Linked DNA regions of Mus musculus: region 2 is linked to region 1. The links are chromatin loops, found by intact Hi-C in ENCODE. Cell type or tissue: heart. All regions are shown on one strand. Links, peaks and the distances in the headings refer to the core of each region. The heading gives the core; the rest is flanking DNA. Region 1 overlaps Kcnq1 (potassium voltage-gated channel, subfamily Q, member 1). Region 2 has its middle 24 kb from the start of Cdkn1c.

What was found. Hi-C counts contacts between places; a loop is a spot of excess contacts. Peaks named below come from ENCODE experiments on the same cell type or tissue, not always from the same donor. Only the 100,000 strongest peaks of a DNase experiment are listed, where the experiment ranks them.
Region 2: a loop joins it to region 1, with 1.9 times the contacts of the local background. A loop is called at or near these places in 3 of 42 quality-filtered maps.

Annotation. Positions count from the first base shown.
Region 1 is chr7:143,363,778-143,372,107 of GRCm38, forward strand. The region is part of intron 15 of Kcnq1 (potassium voltage-gated channel, subfamily Q, member 1); the gene reads left to right. Among named protein-coding and RNA genes, the nearest start is that of 4933417O13Rik, 37 kb to the left of the region's middle. In heart, for the core only: no CTCF peak of the experiment used is centred there; DNase peaks (open chromatin) are centred at 1,676 and 4,014; H3K4me3 peaks cover 1,115 bases; H3K27ac peaks cover 5,870 bases.
Region 2 is chr7:143,433,011-143,441,340 of GRCm38, forward strand. No RefSeq gene overlaps it. Among named protein-coding and RNA genes, the nearest start is that of Cdkn1c, 24 kb to the right of the region's middle. In heart, for the core only: no CTCF peak of the experiment used is centred there; a DNase peak (open chromatin) is centred at 451; H3K4me3 peaks cover 1,864 bases; H3K27ac peaks cover 1,840 bases; H3K27me3 peaks cover 1,619 bases.

The DNA.
Region 1 (8,330 bases), core at 68-8,067:
ACACCCCTCTGACCTCCTCCGTGAAGTTCTTGAGAAGGAGTGTGCACAGTGGCTGGGCCAAAACACTTCACAGTTGTGTGCCTGCAAAGTCAGAGACCTGCCTATTGGCTGCTTCTGCCTGGTGTCCCAAGGCCTGTGGCCCTGCCGCTGCCCTGGGAAGGTAGGAGTGAGATTGCAGAGCCAGATGCACTGAAGTCTTAAACATGACCTAGCTTTCCCCCTCCACTCCTTACCCTTAGAGCTCTAAGAGCCTCCTGGCTGTGTCTTAGCCAGGAGGTGGCTGCAGCCAGATTCACACGGGCCTCCCCATAAGCCAATTGTCTAAGGTCCTTGCTTTGGGTAAGCCAAACCTTCAGAAGATGCAGAACCTGGCTGGGGTGGATTCCTGGATGGTGTCAGCTTCTACTTATCCTGGACCTGGCTGGTGAGGAAGATCCAGCTTGAGTTAGTGTGCTAGGCTCCTCTGTCTCTGCCCGGCCAGGCTATTTTTAGTATCCACTACTGTAGGCTCCCATGTACAGTAGAGTGCATACCCTGTAGAGTGCTACCGTTCCGCATACTCTGGCTGCCGACAATCTTATGCTATCAGAATGTCACAGCTGGTATTAGCTAGGCAAATAGGCTCCTCCATTGCCCCCTACCTTCTGTGCCCACCACCCTACCTTTCATGAGCCACTGGAAGCTCTGGATCATAGGGGGACTTTTCTTGGGCACATGGTACAATCCACTGCTGGTCTTCGAAGTCTCTGCGGTTTGAGGTGTGCTGTTATCTTGCCAGACAACTTGAGTCTGTGTACATGGATTTTATCTGAACATAACTAGGAAGCTAAAAATAGTGGAATTTCAGTTGAGTGGTGAGTGTGGTTGCTGCTGGGTTGCTCTAGCAACATTTGCCTCTGACTCTCAATATGAGCTGCAACTGGGAAGGTAGGCAAAAGATAGTCTGGCCCACATAGGATAAGGCTTTGAAGACTCCCTACGCTTTGTTGACACAAATGCCTACTGTCTCCAGTGCCAGATAATTTCTCCACCACAAATTTCTACCCCATTCTAACTGTTCCAGCTTTCTCCTTCTGCTCATTACCTATAGTACAGGCTACCCCTCAAACCCAGACCAGAAACCTGTTATCTCTTCTAAGTGACAGAAGATGATTGTTAATAGCTCCTAAAATCAGTGTCCCCTTTCCAGACTCAATATATGACTGACTAGCAGCAGTCTAGGGTTTAAGAGCAGGTCACAGCTTTATATGACTAAGGTGGAGCTTGTACTGGCCCAGGAGCAGGAGCAGGGACAGGGGCAGAAGTACATGCCAGTACTTCATCAGGTCAGGACAACAAAGGGCTGGTTTTCCAGAGTCCATGGTTTCTGGGAGCAAAGTTTAGGAACAAAGCTAGGCCGATCCTCAGAGGTCCTGGTGACCTTGACCCTGTCTGGGCTCTGAGCCAGGTTGTCAAGAATGCTGGAATCCTGCAGCAAACACCTAATGGGCACCACTCTCACTTTCACTCCCTACCTCAAGATGGTTAAGATGGAGGAGTGGGTCCTCTGCCAAGGCCATGGTCACACTGAACCAAGGCTCCTCCCAGGGCTCTAGCCTGGACCCCCACTGTACATCAAGAGGCTGTCAAGATGCACTGACCCAAACAGCCCATGGCAGCCTGCCCAGTCCCTCCCTTGTCCGGGACCACTGCCCCCTGTGGGGACAGACCCTGGGAAAGAGCTTTGTTGGGCCCAGAGGGCACGATGGCATGGCCGGGCCCCACGTTATCACAGTTATCAACGTAACCATCGGGACCAGAAACAACCCAAGCGCAATCCTGCTGACCTTGGGAAGTAGGGGACAGGAAATCCCTGGGAGCCCAGCAGTCCCAGAGCAGAGCCAGTGCCAGCCAGCCTGGCTGAGCCCAGCCAGAGCCCCTGGGCTTCCCTGCTGACAGCCCCTCCCTCCCACCCCTCCAGGCCAGCTACAGACTGGCCAAAGTCAAGTCTTTAGTGCCCAGCAACTTGCCTAGCTCAGCTTAGTCCCTCAGCTGTGAAGTGTATCCCACCATAGTCTGCCCACATCACAGGGACTGAACCCCACTTACAAACACCTGGACCCCATGGAAGGAGAGGATCAAGCTAAGGACCAAAGATATTGAGTGTGTCTACTTGTAAGGGATTCTTAGGGGAGGCCAGCTGGTTCCTGACCAGGAGTTCCCTAAGGTGCCAGCCAGGCTGGCTGAGCCCAGCCAGAGTTCCCTAAGGTGCCAGCCAGGAATTCATACCAGGGAGAGCATACCCATAGGCTCCCTTCCTGTAGCCATTATACACTCTCAGCTTTTGTCGTAGATTATGGATTGTTTTGTTCTAGAAATCAGGCAGTCTCCTGTCACGCAGTTAGTTATACAAAGAGCTGGTCCTGATGGCAGTCACAGATGTGAGTAAGAGAAGAACATTTCAGAAGTGTGATAGTCCTTTGGTAAGGAGGCTAGAATCAACTCTGAGAGCCAAGGCTGGGTGGAGGTGGTGGCCTTGTCCACTGGCTATAGTAGTCAGGACTAGTGGCAATTCAAGATGGTACAAGCCACCTTGTCATCCCTGTAATAGGAACCCCGGAGTTCTGGTTCCGGCACCCCTCTTCTGTTCCCTGGCCTGCCTCGGCTTCCCTATGGTTCCCTGTCTCTCTGCAGAACTCCCACCCACCTCTTACCCGTGGTGTTCTTAGATCTTCTTGGACCTGGACCTGCTGCAGTGTTTATTTTACAAGCCAAGCTCACACTGTCGGGCTGATATGCAGAGCACAGTGGGGCCAAGAGACTGACTTTCTTGTTTTCTGCAGGAAATGTTTGTGGCTTGAAGCCGGACACAGGGGCACTCTGGTTTCCAGACCCTGTCCACAGGGCATCTGGGGGCAGGGAGCATGGGTTGGAGGGAGAGGCCCCAGTGCCCAGCATTTCTGCCTAGTTCTGTCCTAGAAGCCAGGCCATGCATACTTATTTCCTGTTAGAGGATACCACCCAGCCTCCAATACCTGCCTTTCAGGGTCCGCTTCTATCCATGAGGCTTACAAGCTGCACCATGAGACCTTGTCATCCCAGGCCGATCCCTGGGCCCTGCTCCATCCTTGCTCTCCAGCTGAGTATTTGCTAAGCCCAGGTCTTCATGTTCTCTGCCTGGGGAATTATTACATAGATATCACTGCAGACTTCCCGACCTCATCTCTCACATCCCACATAAGTCTCAAATGCTGCCCAAATCCAGGTGATCCTACTCTGCCATCTTTGCTGAGTCATGGTGTCTCACAGGTTAAGTAGTGAGGTGTTCCCACCCATCCTACATCCTGGAATACTTTCTGTGAGTCTCTCTCTCTCTCTCTCTCTCTCTCTCTCTCATTTGTTAGAATTTCAAGGCAAAGCCATCCAGGCTGCAGTTTCCTCCGTGAGAATACTTTTAACTACTAATTACAGGGTCTGAGGTTCATGAACTACTAGGGCTCTTTATTTCTTCTTGTGTCAGTTTTGATAAGCAGCAGAGCTGAGGAGTTTGTACTTTTTATCTTGGTTTTCAATTTGTTGCTGTTTACTTGGTGTCGGCGGCTTCTGTCTTTTGCCCCTGCTCCCCATTGTCATTTATCAACGCTGGCCCCATTTCCCACGGCAGCCCAGCCTGCCATGCATTCTCCAGTTTTACTGCTATTTTCACCAAACTTTTGGCTTTGTGGATCTTCCCGCCTGTGGGTTTTTATCTTGCTTATTCTAGTCTGTTTATCTCTCTTTCTTTCTAATCACTTGGCCTTAATATGTTTTCCCTCCCTCTAACTTCTTAAGCTAGATAATTATTAATCTCCAGATTTTCTAGATTTCGAAGCCCGTGAAGCTTTTTTTTTTTTTTTTTTTTTTTGTCTGTAAGCATCACTGGAAAGGCACATGCCACTTTCGTTGAGCCAGAATCTCACTCAGTAGCTCAGTTTGGCCTCAAGGTTGTCCTGCCTTAGCCTCCTTCGTCACAGGGGTGACAGGCACAGGGCCCTGCACCAGGCTCCCCCACACTCCGGACAAGGGAGCTTTACTTTCGCTTTCATCTGCTTATGGTGTATTTTTCTAATCTCCATCACCTCTTGTTTATTCCAAGAGTTATGCCACGGCAGCATAACTATGTGGTTTTCATCATTGTTATTACTGCGGTAGAACTTTCTAGTAACATTGCTTCACTGTCAGAGCAAGTGGTCCTGGGATATCAACCCCTTGGAATGTTTTGAAGGATGTTTTACAGCAAACCATGCGCTGAGCCTTTGTAAGGCGCCCCCGAGTACTTGAAGCATATTCGGCAGTCACTGGATGCAGGGCTGTGTTTACAAGCACCAGAACAAGCTTGTTCATTGTTTCATTCAAATCTTCTCTATCCTCGCTGGAATCTCTTTATCTATTTGATCTATCATTTCCTCGAAGTCACAGGGTGAATTTCTGTTTAGCTTTCTAGGAAAACGGCGGCGAGACTCTTTTCTAAAGTTTTGTTTTTGTTTTGTTTTGTTTTTGCCCTTGTTTTCCCATCAGCAGTGTGTAAACGGCCCACTTTCTCTCAGCCTTGCAACCAGGCGGTATGCTTGGGTTTTCTATTTCAGCCCTGTTAGTGAGTATGTAATGGTATCTCATTGTGGTTTTGATTTGCATTTCCCTAATGACTAATGATGTTGAGCAACTTTTCATGTGCTTATTAGCCATTCATAGTCTTCTCTGGTGAAATGTTTATTCAACTCTCTTGCCCGTTTTCCAATTAGGTACTCCGCTCTATTGTCGAGTGGCAGGAGTTTTTAATATGTTCTGGGTACAAGTCCTCCATCAGACGTATGACTTGCAAATACTTTCTCCTAATCTCCGGCTGTCTTTTCATTTTCTGAATTGTCTTTTAAATCTCAGAAGTTTTTAATTTTAATGAAGTCCAATTTGTCTTTTGTATGGTTCCTGCTTTTGACGATCTTCGATCTCTTTCCCCTATCTGAGGTCATAAACATTTTCTTTTTTTATTTTCATTTTTATTTTTTTCTTCTAGAAATTGTAGAGAGTGAGCTTTTGTATTTAGGCCTAGATTTTTGAGGCAATTTGAGAGTATTCAGTGAGATGAGATCTAAGTTTTTGTTTACTTGGCTTTGTATGTGTGTGTGCTTGTATGTGTGCAGATACACATGTGTGGGGGTGTATATGTGTTTAGAGACCAAAGAAACATTTCAACAGTTGTTTTTCAGAACCATTTATTTTTTGAGAAAAGTTCTCAGATTAACCTGCAGCTCACCAAGTATGCTAGGCTGGCTGGTGAACGAACTCCAGGGACCCACCAGTTTCTTCTTCCCCAACTCCTGGGTTATAAATATGTGCCAGCAATGCCTGACTTTTTTATGTGAGATCTGGGAACTAAGCTCTGATCCTCAGGCTTGCACAGCAAGTACCTTAACAACTGAGCTATCTTCCTAGCCTCTTAAAGGTGTATAGCTCAAGGGCTAAGCATGGTTGGACATGCCTTTAATCCCAGCACTTGGGAGGCAGAGGCAAGCCTATGTCTGTGAGTTCAAGGCCAACCTGGTCTATGTGGTGACTAGGTCAGTCAGGGCTCCATAGTGAGACCTTGTCTCAAACACTAAAAATAAAAGCAAACAAAAGAAGATGTAGGCCAAGCCCAGGCTGACCTCTGACTGGTATCTAATAGTCTTCAATATCTGCCTACCCGCAAGTACCACACAAACAGCTGCTTTTTCATTCACTCGCACAGCACCATTAGTCAAAAAAAAAAAAGATCTTTTATTTGGTCAAACAGCAAAGGCATCTTTCTTAGGAACTAATTAACTAAGCCAAGCATGGTGATGCACACTTTTAATCCCTGTACTTGGGAAACTAATGCAGAAGAGTCAGGAGTTCAAAACCAGACTCAAGCATATACAAAGTTTAAAGTCAGCCTGGGCTACCTCAAAAAAAAAAAAAATCCATTTACCATAAATGTATGGGTTTCTTTGTGGACCTTCATTCCCGTTCTCTTGGTCCATATGCTCCATGGTCTCTTGATTATCGGATCTTTACAGTAAGTTTTGAAATTGAGTAGTGAAAATATTCTGATTTTTTTTCTCCTACCCTGGTCTGATACCTAGATATTTTCATCTGAATTTTTAGATGAACTTGTATTTTTTTTTTCTTTAAAAGAGAAATTGGGGGTAGAAAAGGCAGGCAGGTAGGGTGGTGGGCTTCTGGGATTTTCTGTTGAATCTATGGATCCATTTGGGTAAACAGACATCTTAGACCATGAATATGCTATCTCTGTTTTACTTCCTCCAGTTCTTGGGAGGTGAGGTTATGACAAGGTTTGTTTTTGTTTTTTTTTTCCTCTGTAGCTCAGGCTAGCCTGGAACTAGTTAGCTATACTGTGAAATTAAAAATCCACCTGCCTCAGCCAAAGTCTGGGATTAGAAATTTTGATAATTTTTTTGTAGTTTGTGTACATTTTGTGTATTGTTGTTGTTGTTGTTAACTTCACTTCTGTTTTATTCACCATACAACTGCTAATGGGATTAGTTTTTTTTGTTTTTTGTTTTTTGGTTTTTTTTCTTAATTTCACTTTGGGATTGTATGTTACTGGAGCTAGAAACTCAATCTTTGGCCGGTCTGGGAAAGTCCAAACTTGCTATTCTTAGTCTTCATGTTTTGTTCTTGCTGTTGATTCTGTTAGATTTTCCACTCCTGCTACAGATAATGAAGGCAAACTTACTTCTTCCCCTCCGGTCCCAATGCCTTTCATTTCCTTCCTTCCCTCCTTCCTGCTCTCGCCGCCTTCCCACCACCCTTGCCCTAGCTTGAACGTCAGTAATATGTAGGAATGACTAGAGACTCTCCTGGGAGAAGGCCTCCTGTCACCTGTCATTAAGGATGAGGATGGCTTTGGAGTTCTCATCAATGCTCCCTGTGAGTTCAGGATGTTCTCCTATGCTGAGTGCACTAAGAGCTGAGCAAAAGTAAATGTGCATTTTCCCCAGCTGTCCTTTCTGAGTCTATCAAGGTGACCATGTGATATTTAACCCCTTATTCTATTAATACAGTATGATATAGTAACTAATTTTGGGGGTGCTAAATTAATCTCACGTTCCTGGGATACACCCCATTTGGTCATGGTAGATGAAGGATTTTTTTTTTTTAATTTTGCAGGGCTCGGGTTGTTATACTGTGGTAAGAACATTACTATTTATGTATATAAAGATATATATATACACACACACATACATACACACACACACAATACAATACACACATACAATGAGAGGGGGAACTAGGGGTTAATACAGAGTCTCCTTATATAGTCTATCCCAGGCTGGCCTGGAACTTACTGTGTAACCCAAGCTGATCTCAAACTCACTATGATCCTCCTGATTTTGCCCCCCACATACTGAGATTCCAGGACCACCATGCCTGGCTTGTATCTATAGTCATAAAGGATATTGTACTTTGTGTTCTTTATGTGTGTGTGTATCTGTCTGTCTGTCTGTCTGTCTGTCTGTCTCTGTCTCTCTCTCTCTCTGTGTCTGTCTCTGTCTGTCTGTCTGTCTCTCTCTCTCTTTCTCTCTCTCTCTCTCTCTGTGTATGTGTGTGTGTGTTGTGCATATGTGGGTTTTAAAAATACAATCAGCAGTTTTATCTACTTCTTTCTCACACCCGCTGCCTTGTCTGAGGTGCCTGATTTCATTCCCTCTCCTGTTGCTACACATATGGGCATACATCCAGCCTGGCCTTTCAGTCCTAGACTCGGAGATTTTCCAGACCACTCAGATGATAAGAGTTTGAGCTCTAATCAGAGCTGTAACTAGCTTGAGGATGTAACTTCCCAGGGCAAAAACTGTTCCCTTCCTCTTAACAGTTAAAGCCATCTTGACAGTCTTCTCAGGGAGTGGGCTAATTTTGTTGACTTTCCCATTGAGCTATTTGAAGGTCTGAGCTTGCTGACAGTTTCTGCCTTGAGACTCCCAGGTTCTAATGGCCAGAGTCACTAGGAAGATTGTAGAATCTAAAGCTCGTGGTGCATAGCTGCCTTTGGGAAGCTCTTACCTCAGTCTCTAGTGTTCCTACTGTCTGCTCAGCTCCTGGCTGCTAAACATGGATATTTTCTTTTCAAATAGCTGCCCTAAAAAGTAATATGGTAAAATTAAAGTCACAGTCATTTATTTCATTTAATTCCAGAAACCCCAAATACTATGACTTCAATATAATTAATACAGAAACTATTAAAACGGTTGCTTCTCTTCCCTTATTCCGAGTCCTCAGAAGCCAGATGAATTTTGTACACATGGCCCATCTCAATTTGAAAGCTGGGTTTT
Region 2 (8,330 bases), core at 165-8,164, 69 kb after region 1:
TGCCAACCCACACAACACCCCTCACCTCAGGGGCTCTGCCCCCTGCTCAGCCTTAAAGTCAGCTGACTCTGCAGGGGTGTGTATACATATCTGTAAAATCAAAACGGGGTTCCTTTGGTTAATCTGCTTGGCTCAATTAGCACAGAGTTCAAGAAACGGTTCTAAGAGACTGGAGGAAGCCATGCCTCCCTCCCATACACCACCCAGACCACGAATAGCTCTGTCAAAGTGCACAGAGAGGGCAATCCTCTAGAGCTGCAGCTGCAGAAGGGCAACAGAAGCCAATCCCACTCCCTTATCCCCAGATACAAATCCCTCTAACCTCCCCTCAGCCACCAGCCTGGGAACTGTCCTCAAAGCACTCTACCATTCCTGTGTGTCCTAAATGCATGCAAGGGCTTCAGTTATGCAGCACCCAGCTGGCCCGGCTTCCAGAGAGCCCTGCCAAGGCCTGGCACCCTTGCCCCGAGTAGTCCCTCTTGCTGCCAGGAGCAGAGAGGCCTCAGGTCACCACCAGCAGATTGCTTTCTTGCAGCACTCTGGGCCCTGTTCCCCAGGGAGCCAGCCTTATGAGCCATAAAGTCCCGCGGCCTCCAGAATCCACCTGCAGCCATTCCTGCTCTAGGAAACTGAATCCCAGCAGCAGATGACAGCCGAAGGTGGCGGGGCAGAATGCCCATTCAGCCCTCAGAGGAGCCAGCCTGCCAACTCGGCAACTGCTTCCGCACGTAGGACCAGTACCACCAAAACCCTAAGGAAATCCTGGGGCCCACACCAGGAGCAGAGAGGAGTAGGATGTATTTCACCCTGAGACCCAGGACAACAGGGAGCATCGGTAAAGAAGGCAGCTACCTCCAGAACTTCACAGACAGGGCAGCCCAGAGCAGGATTAGGGACTTCCCTGCCCTGCCCCTGCCTTGTGCTATGATCTAGAACTAAGGCTGGGCCCTTATCCACAGGCCTAGTTCCTCTGGAATAGAGCTGAAAAGAGCTAACTCTACCCAGTGTTCAATTCACCATCCTCCCTAAGTGGGCAGATGAATGGAGGAGACCTAGCTCAAAGGCTGCTTACCAGTTGGGCAGGAAGCAGGAGGCTAAAAGAACAGGAGATAAACACAGACTGAAGCCCCTGAGGCACTGCTCACCAGTTGAGGCAGGCCTGGATGCTGAGAAGGTGCCCTTTCTCCATTACCTGCTGGGCTGCCCCTCTAGCTAGATTCCACCCCCAAGTCCCAGGCTCCCAGACTGCCTCTCCTGAGGATTGGGAAAACTGGGCTGGCTGCCTCTCCTCTCAGCTCTTCTGTGAGGCTGATGGTCCTGCAGCCATACCTGTCCACTCTAGATACCCTGAAAAGAGAACCCTGTGGGTAAGAGGTAGGAAGCAGGGACTTGAAACCCTGGGAAGAACCCAGTCAAGGCCTGGCACCCTGTTCTCTACCTACTGCAGTCCTGACTTGCCCAATGCCACCACCTCAGACCAAATTGCCCCTTCCTTCCTTCTCTATTTGCCAAACTCCTGACCATCCTACAGAACTGAACACAAAGCCTTCCAATGTGGCTCTAGACTCCCTGCTTTCAGCAGATATCATCCTCTATAGATAAAGTAGTATCCTCGAACAGATGACAGGGATAGTTGACAAGGAGAACCCTTGGAGATCAAGGAATGCTGACATGCAGGAAGCCAGCTCAAACTGGATGCAAGAACCCCTGAAGACAACTACCAAGGGGCTGTGGTCACTCACATCCTTGAGCACACCAGACTGTTTTCTGGAGGCCTGAGACCTGGCTGGTCAAGAGTAGGAGGTGCCTAGTATGGGCAAAGAGGAACTGGCTCTCCCTGTTCTCCACCAGCCCTACTGCCAGGACCATAGCTCTACTACACAGAGCAAAGCCCCCTATACCATTCCCATATAGGATCCCCTGTGTGCTCACACCCCAGGGCCCCAGACACCAAATACACCCAGGATCCTTGTTACACAAACTCCACACCCAGCAAGCATCCAGTTCATTATTGTTATTTTGTGTGTCATTATTCAGATGTAAGTGCACACATATGTTCCGGATGCACAATATGTGTATATGTGTGTGAGAGCCGGATGTCAACCTTGAATGCCGTTCCTTGGTCTGTCCACTATGTTTTTTTTTTTTTTCTTTTTCAGACAGGGTCTCACATGGGCCTGGAGCCTATCAAGTAGGCTAGGCTAGGGACTGAAGACAGGTCTTCATGCTCTCAAGACAAAGACTTAATGACTGAGCTATTTCCCCAGTTCTTTATCATCGTCATTTTTATTTATTAATTATTCTACTGCAAGGCCATGTCCAGCCTAGTCTATGATTTACTTTGTTACTCCCCTCCCCCCCATTCTCCGCCATCCTCCCTTATGGCCTCCCTCCCATTGTTTCCCAGAGTTTCTGCTTCTATTTTCCTACCATCAGTGCATACATGACTTTATGTCATCTCTGAAGTCTAGGACCCACAAAGGACACTTGCCACATTTGTCTTTCTGAGACTGACAGCTCACTTGATGTGATTGGCTCCTGTTGAATACATTTTCTTTCAAACCACCTCACTTCATTCTTTTCTGCAACTAGGGGGGAAAAAAGTCCCATTGTATATATAAACCACCTTCTCTGTACTCAGGCACCTTTTCTCACATACCTAGGCTGCCCCCATACCTCAGCCATTATGCATAATGCCGTGATGAGCGGCAACGTGCAGGTAGGTATCTTGGTGATGTGTTGACTTAGAGGCCTTTGGGTAAATAACCAGGAGTGTATAGTTGGGTCATATGGAAAACCCGTTGTTAGTTTTTTGACAAACCTTCATACTGATTTCTAGAGTGGCTGGACTAGTTTCGTTCCCCGCCAGCAGTGTAGTGTACAAGGGAACTCTTTTCTACAGCCTGGCCAGTGTTTGTTATTGTTCTTGATGACTGCCATTCAGATCAGACCGGAGTCAGATGGAATCCCAATGTAGCTGGAGTATGCCCACATGCAGGACACCCCAGGATGTCACTCTTCATGTGCCTGTCCACCCTGTCTTTCATTGACCTAAAGCTAGCAGATCAGGCTAGGATGGCTGGGCCCTGTTTTCACCTGTCCAGTGTGGGATTACAAACTTGGGCTACCTTTTTTAAAAAAAATGGGTTCTGGGGATTGAACTCATATCTTTATGCAAATGGAGTCATCTCCCCAACCCTTGAGCGTGCCTTTTATTTGCACTTCCCCGGTAACTAGTGAAAGCAAGCAATGCTGTGTGTGTTATTAGCCATTCGTTCCTCGTCCCTTAAGCACTGAACGCTCGCTCATTCTACTAGTCTGTTCCATTGAGTGGCTTCTGCTTTCACGGTTAGCTTCTTGAGTTCTCTATAGATATCAATCCCCACAAACAGGAGAGTCTTAAACCTTGCTGTCACAGGATGCCTGGGGATGCCCCACAAGGCAGGTCCCCCGCCGCTGCCAGGACCTGCTGACTGGGCCTGTCCTGGCCATCTCACCCATGTTGACCAGGCCTGAAGCTATTTATCCCTTCATCCACCTTAGTGTCAGGTGCCACTCTCCCCACTCCCCAATCCCAGGCTGCTCTCCCAGCTCCTCAGGGGGCAGGGCTTCTCCAGCCTGTGCACACAGACTGAAAGGCCTGGGTGGGAGTTCCATGGCTCCAGGCCCAGCGTCTCTTCTCCACCTCACACTCAGCAAGCCTCAGGATGCCACCTATCGCCCCTCCCCCATCTCTGCAATGCCAAGATTACAAATATGGGCCACTATCCTAGCTTCTCCCACCCCCACCTAACATGAGTTCAAGAGATAGAACTCACATCTTCATGCAAACTAAGCCATTATCTTCCCCATCCCCACTGTGGGTTTTCTTTGCACTTCTGAACAAATCTTCAGACGTTTATAGGCCCACAGGTAGGGATGGTCCCAGACATCACTGATAAGAGAACCACAACCCCTTGGCATACCTATGGTTCAATGCCAGGCTGTGCCAGGAACTGCCACGTGCCCATATACCCTCACATCTCTGAACACCCTTGTCTAATCTCTGAGGAGACAAGTTGATAGGCAATTCTGAGTAGTGCCCGTGAAATCTTCCATCTGGTCTAGGTTTGTCCTTCCAACACTGCCTGCCAATCCTGCATCGCAGCTGGTTCTTAGTGATCACCCAGGCCCTACCTGCCTCTCTCCAGCATCCCAGGATGGAATCCAAGGTCTCATGTCTTTTCTGCTCACCCCAGGATGAGCCATGAACCCTTTTCCTCCTGTTGGCCCCCTACTTGAAAATCCTCACCACCTCTAAACTGAGCCACACATAGTCCTCGCCCAGAATTAGCACCCACAGCACTCCCATTTGCCCACGTTGGGAAACTGAGGCCCACATGCAGCCTCACACTGTTCCCTCCTCACACAGTGCAAGTCATGGGATGTGCTGTGGAAACCCCATTTAAGGATCTCCAGTGTCTGCACCACACTGTAGAAAGTCCGGGACCTTGTAAGGCCTATAAGAGACAGGAGACCCGGGGTCCTTGCAATCCTGGTCTGCACTCTGAGGCTTCCCAGATCACCTGGCAACTCCAGCACTCTGGACCTCCTTGGTGCTGAAGGCAGAAGACTCTGGCCCTTATGGCTACTTGGGCTCAGAGACTGATTGATCTGTGCAGGTGGCTATCCTGGGTGTTCCCAGCACCTCAAGTCCCAGACCAACCCCTGTAGGGCTTCTGCAGGTATTGGGGCATCTGCCACCTGAGGAACTCGCAAGGCCCTGCTGGGCTAAGGGGCCGGCCTGGCCTATGCTGGAGGCCGCGGTGCAACGTCGGGTGCAGGCGCCACACCGGGGTCACGGGCCTCGGGGTGCCGGGTCCGGCCTGGGCCGCCGGGGGCCACGGTGGGGGCGCAGGCCGGGGTCGGGGGTCCGGCGAGCTTTAATGCGCAGACAAAGCCTCATTTGCAGGTCAATGCCGCGGCACACTCGCCTCTCCCCTCGCCCGGCGCCCTTTGTCCGGCCGCGCCCGCTCCTCGCGCCAGATGGCCGCGGAAATGCTAATTTCGGGCGCCCCCCGCCCCCCCGCGTTTAATTGCGCCTCCGCAGATGGGCCGCGAGTGTGCCGGCCATGTAGATGAGCGCGGCCAGGCCAGGACGCGGGGCTAAGGGGCTGCGGGACTTCGGGAGTGGGGGAGGGGACTGGGGGAGGGGGAGGGAAAGGAGAAGGGTGGGGGAATGAAGGGGAGAGAAAGTGGGGAGGGGCTGGTGGGGGAAGGGAGGGAATGAGAGTGGGGGAGGGGCGCTGCCCCACCCCCCAGCGCGCCGCCGGGCACGGGCGAGCACCCAGCGGGCCCGGCGCGGGAAGCGGGCTTTTCTCTTTTCATTTCTCCAAAATGGGATCTTAAGTGACTCTGAATGAAAACAAATTGGCCCGCTTTCTTCTCCAAACAGACTGCGCGCGGGGCGGTGGGGGAGGCGGGCGGTGGGGACACGGGACCCCCTGCCGGGCAGGCCCTCGGCCTGCGCCCTTCGGCCCAGGCCTGACTGCCGCGGCTGCAGATGTGGGTCTCCCATACCTGGGAGCCCCCCAGGGCCCCACCTTGCAATTAAGCAGAAATTGGCCTCCGCCTCCCCCACGCCCAAACTATTTTCCAGGCTGGTTGGGCAAACACTATGTGGGTAGAAGAGATGGGGTGTCAGCCTCACCTCCTGTAGCCTTACCAAGGTGAACGACAGCAGGACTGGGCTAAGTTGCCTGAACAGAATGCACTTATGGATCGATAGGTGGGTACAGAGATGGATGGTGCCTGAGTAGGTGGGTGGATAATGGGAAGCCAGATGGATGAGTGGGTTGATGTTTAGGTAGATGGTAGATGAATATATGGACGAATGCATAAAAGAATAGATTAGTATTGAGTGAAAAAATAAATGGGTAAAATGAGTGAATGGATGGATGGATAGATGGATGAATAGATGGGTAAATAGATGGGTGGATGGATGGTGGGTAAGTGAAAGTGACTGCCAAGTGCCCTTGTGGTGTATGACCATTTGCTAGCACGATGTCAAACCAGCCTCAGAACACCATACAACCCTGATCTTCCATGGGTCAGACAGCTCCACTCCCTTTCTCAGGACATGACATTAATCCTTTAGTGGGCATGTTTCTGTCATCTGTTCAAGAAAAAGTGGATCCTAATTATTGCACTGGCCCAGTCTGAAGTCAGTTGATATGGGAGGTCTGGTCCAATTGCACCCAGAATTCAGTTTGTCTTGCAAGGCCTTCTCTCCTGGCCTGGGGCCAGGCTGAAGCTCCTGTCCCCCAGTCCCTCCTTCCTGCAGCCTGGGCTGGCTAAATCCCATCCTGCCTCCACACACCTAGCCATTAGACTCCTCTCCTCCTGCACCTCCTCCCTGCTATCCTTTGAACATCCTGGCCTGTGGTCAGGGACCTCATTCTTTGTCATACCTACCTCCCTTGGCTCCTGCCTGGAGGAGTATCCTGTCCCCAAGGACTCTGCTGACCCTCAGTGTTAACCCTAAAAGCTCCTGCCAACCGTAACACCAGGTGGGTAGGAGATAGCTCATAGAAAATGCACAGCCAAGAGACATCATGGAAGTTTTCAAGGCAAAAAAATGAAAGTTGTTTCCTGTTAGTGTAGAATTCACAGACCTCCTTTGACCTTCTGTCCAGCCCTTGCAGTCCCTTCAACAGCCAGAGGTGCCTTCTTCCTTCTGGGGGCCTATTCAGTAATGCCAGACCCCATGCCTGCCTCGTCTTGGATAGACAGCCTGGCCTGGGCCTCTATGGACACTTGTAGCTGCAATACATATAGAAAGGCAGAGCTTCTGGGAAATGTTCTCTTCCTCCTCATATTGTCACTTCTCCACAGAAGCTTCTAAACCTGCCACCTGGAAGGTGACCTTTTCCTAATACCCTTCTGGGTGGTGGGCATCTCCAATTCTGTTTGTTTGTTTGTTTGTTTGTTTGTTCATTCATTCATTCATTCATTCATTCATTCATTCATGTGTGCATACATTAGGAGTGTATATAAATGCCTACTGGGGCCAGAGGTTGTTGTCAGGTGCCTTCCTCTATCACACTCCACCTTGTCTTTTAAATATATTTACTTAAAAGAAAAAAAAAATCAGGAAAAATTCAGAACTAGACCACTGCCCTCCTAAGAGTTTTCAAGTATTAAGAAAAAAAAAACTTTTTTTTTTTGGTTGTTTGGGTTGTTGTTGCTGCTGCTACTTTATCACACAACAGTGTTGCTACCACGGAGAATTTGAAGCTACCAACACAGACTCATGAGACGAAGGGAGCTAGTGGAAACCAGAGAAGGAAAAAAAACTGAGGAGGACACAGACCAGTGAGCAGCTTTGGGAGTCACAGGTGGCTCTGACTGAGGAAGAATGCCAAGCCTAGTTTGGAGGTGGCTATCTGGTCAACCGTCTTGGCTTCGAGGGAAAAGAAGACCTGTAAGAGTGGAGGGACCTCACTGCAGCCTCCAAAGCAAATCTTTGCTTCCCATTCCTAGGAGGGTGTGTCCCCTGACTTCCACTTGGTCTCTTCTGGAGGACTTGCTGTCTGTGGTGACTTGAGAAGACAGGAGACTTTAGTGCCTAGAATAGGGACAATCCAATACTCCTAGCAACCATTATGGACATTGTTTATTTGAAAGATCATTGCTACCACATATTAGGTTTAAGGCCACTCAGATGTACAGCACCAATGTAGTACTACTGCTATGGTATTCCTCATGATACATCATGGGGAGTGGCTGGCATTGCAGGGCTTTCAGTTGCATCAGTAGAACATCTTGCATGCCAAGATGACAGAGTCAGCTGCGGTGGCTCCCTGTGTGTCTGCAGCAGTATCACTCTGCCACCCCCCATCCTGGCTCCTCCCTGCTCCCCAGGTATAAGTAACTGTGGTGTTAGGACTAGCCTCTGCATCGACCTTTCCACCTAAGACCCACCTGACTTTTAGAGGCAAAGACCTCACACAGAATTTGGAGCTCACTGATCCGCTAGACTATGTAACAAATTCACTCCACACAGCTGCCTGTCTCCACAGGCCCCAGGGCAACAAGTGCATCCCAGCAGTTCTACTGAATCTTAGATTCTAGCAGACCACCGGTTAGGTGCTTTATTGAGCCACATTTCGAATGTTCTGTTTCTAACACTCTCATATTCTGGGCCTCTTAAACATCTCATTGTGGTTAAAGATTTCCAGTTTGAACAGTTGCAGAGACTGCCGGGATATACACCTGGAATCCCAGCATTTAGGAGGCTGAGGCAAGAGGACCTTAAGCTAGAGACTGCCCTGGCCTACATAGTGAGTTCC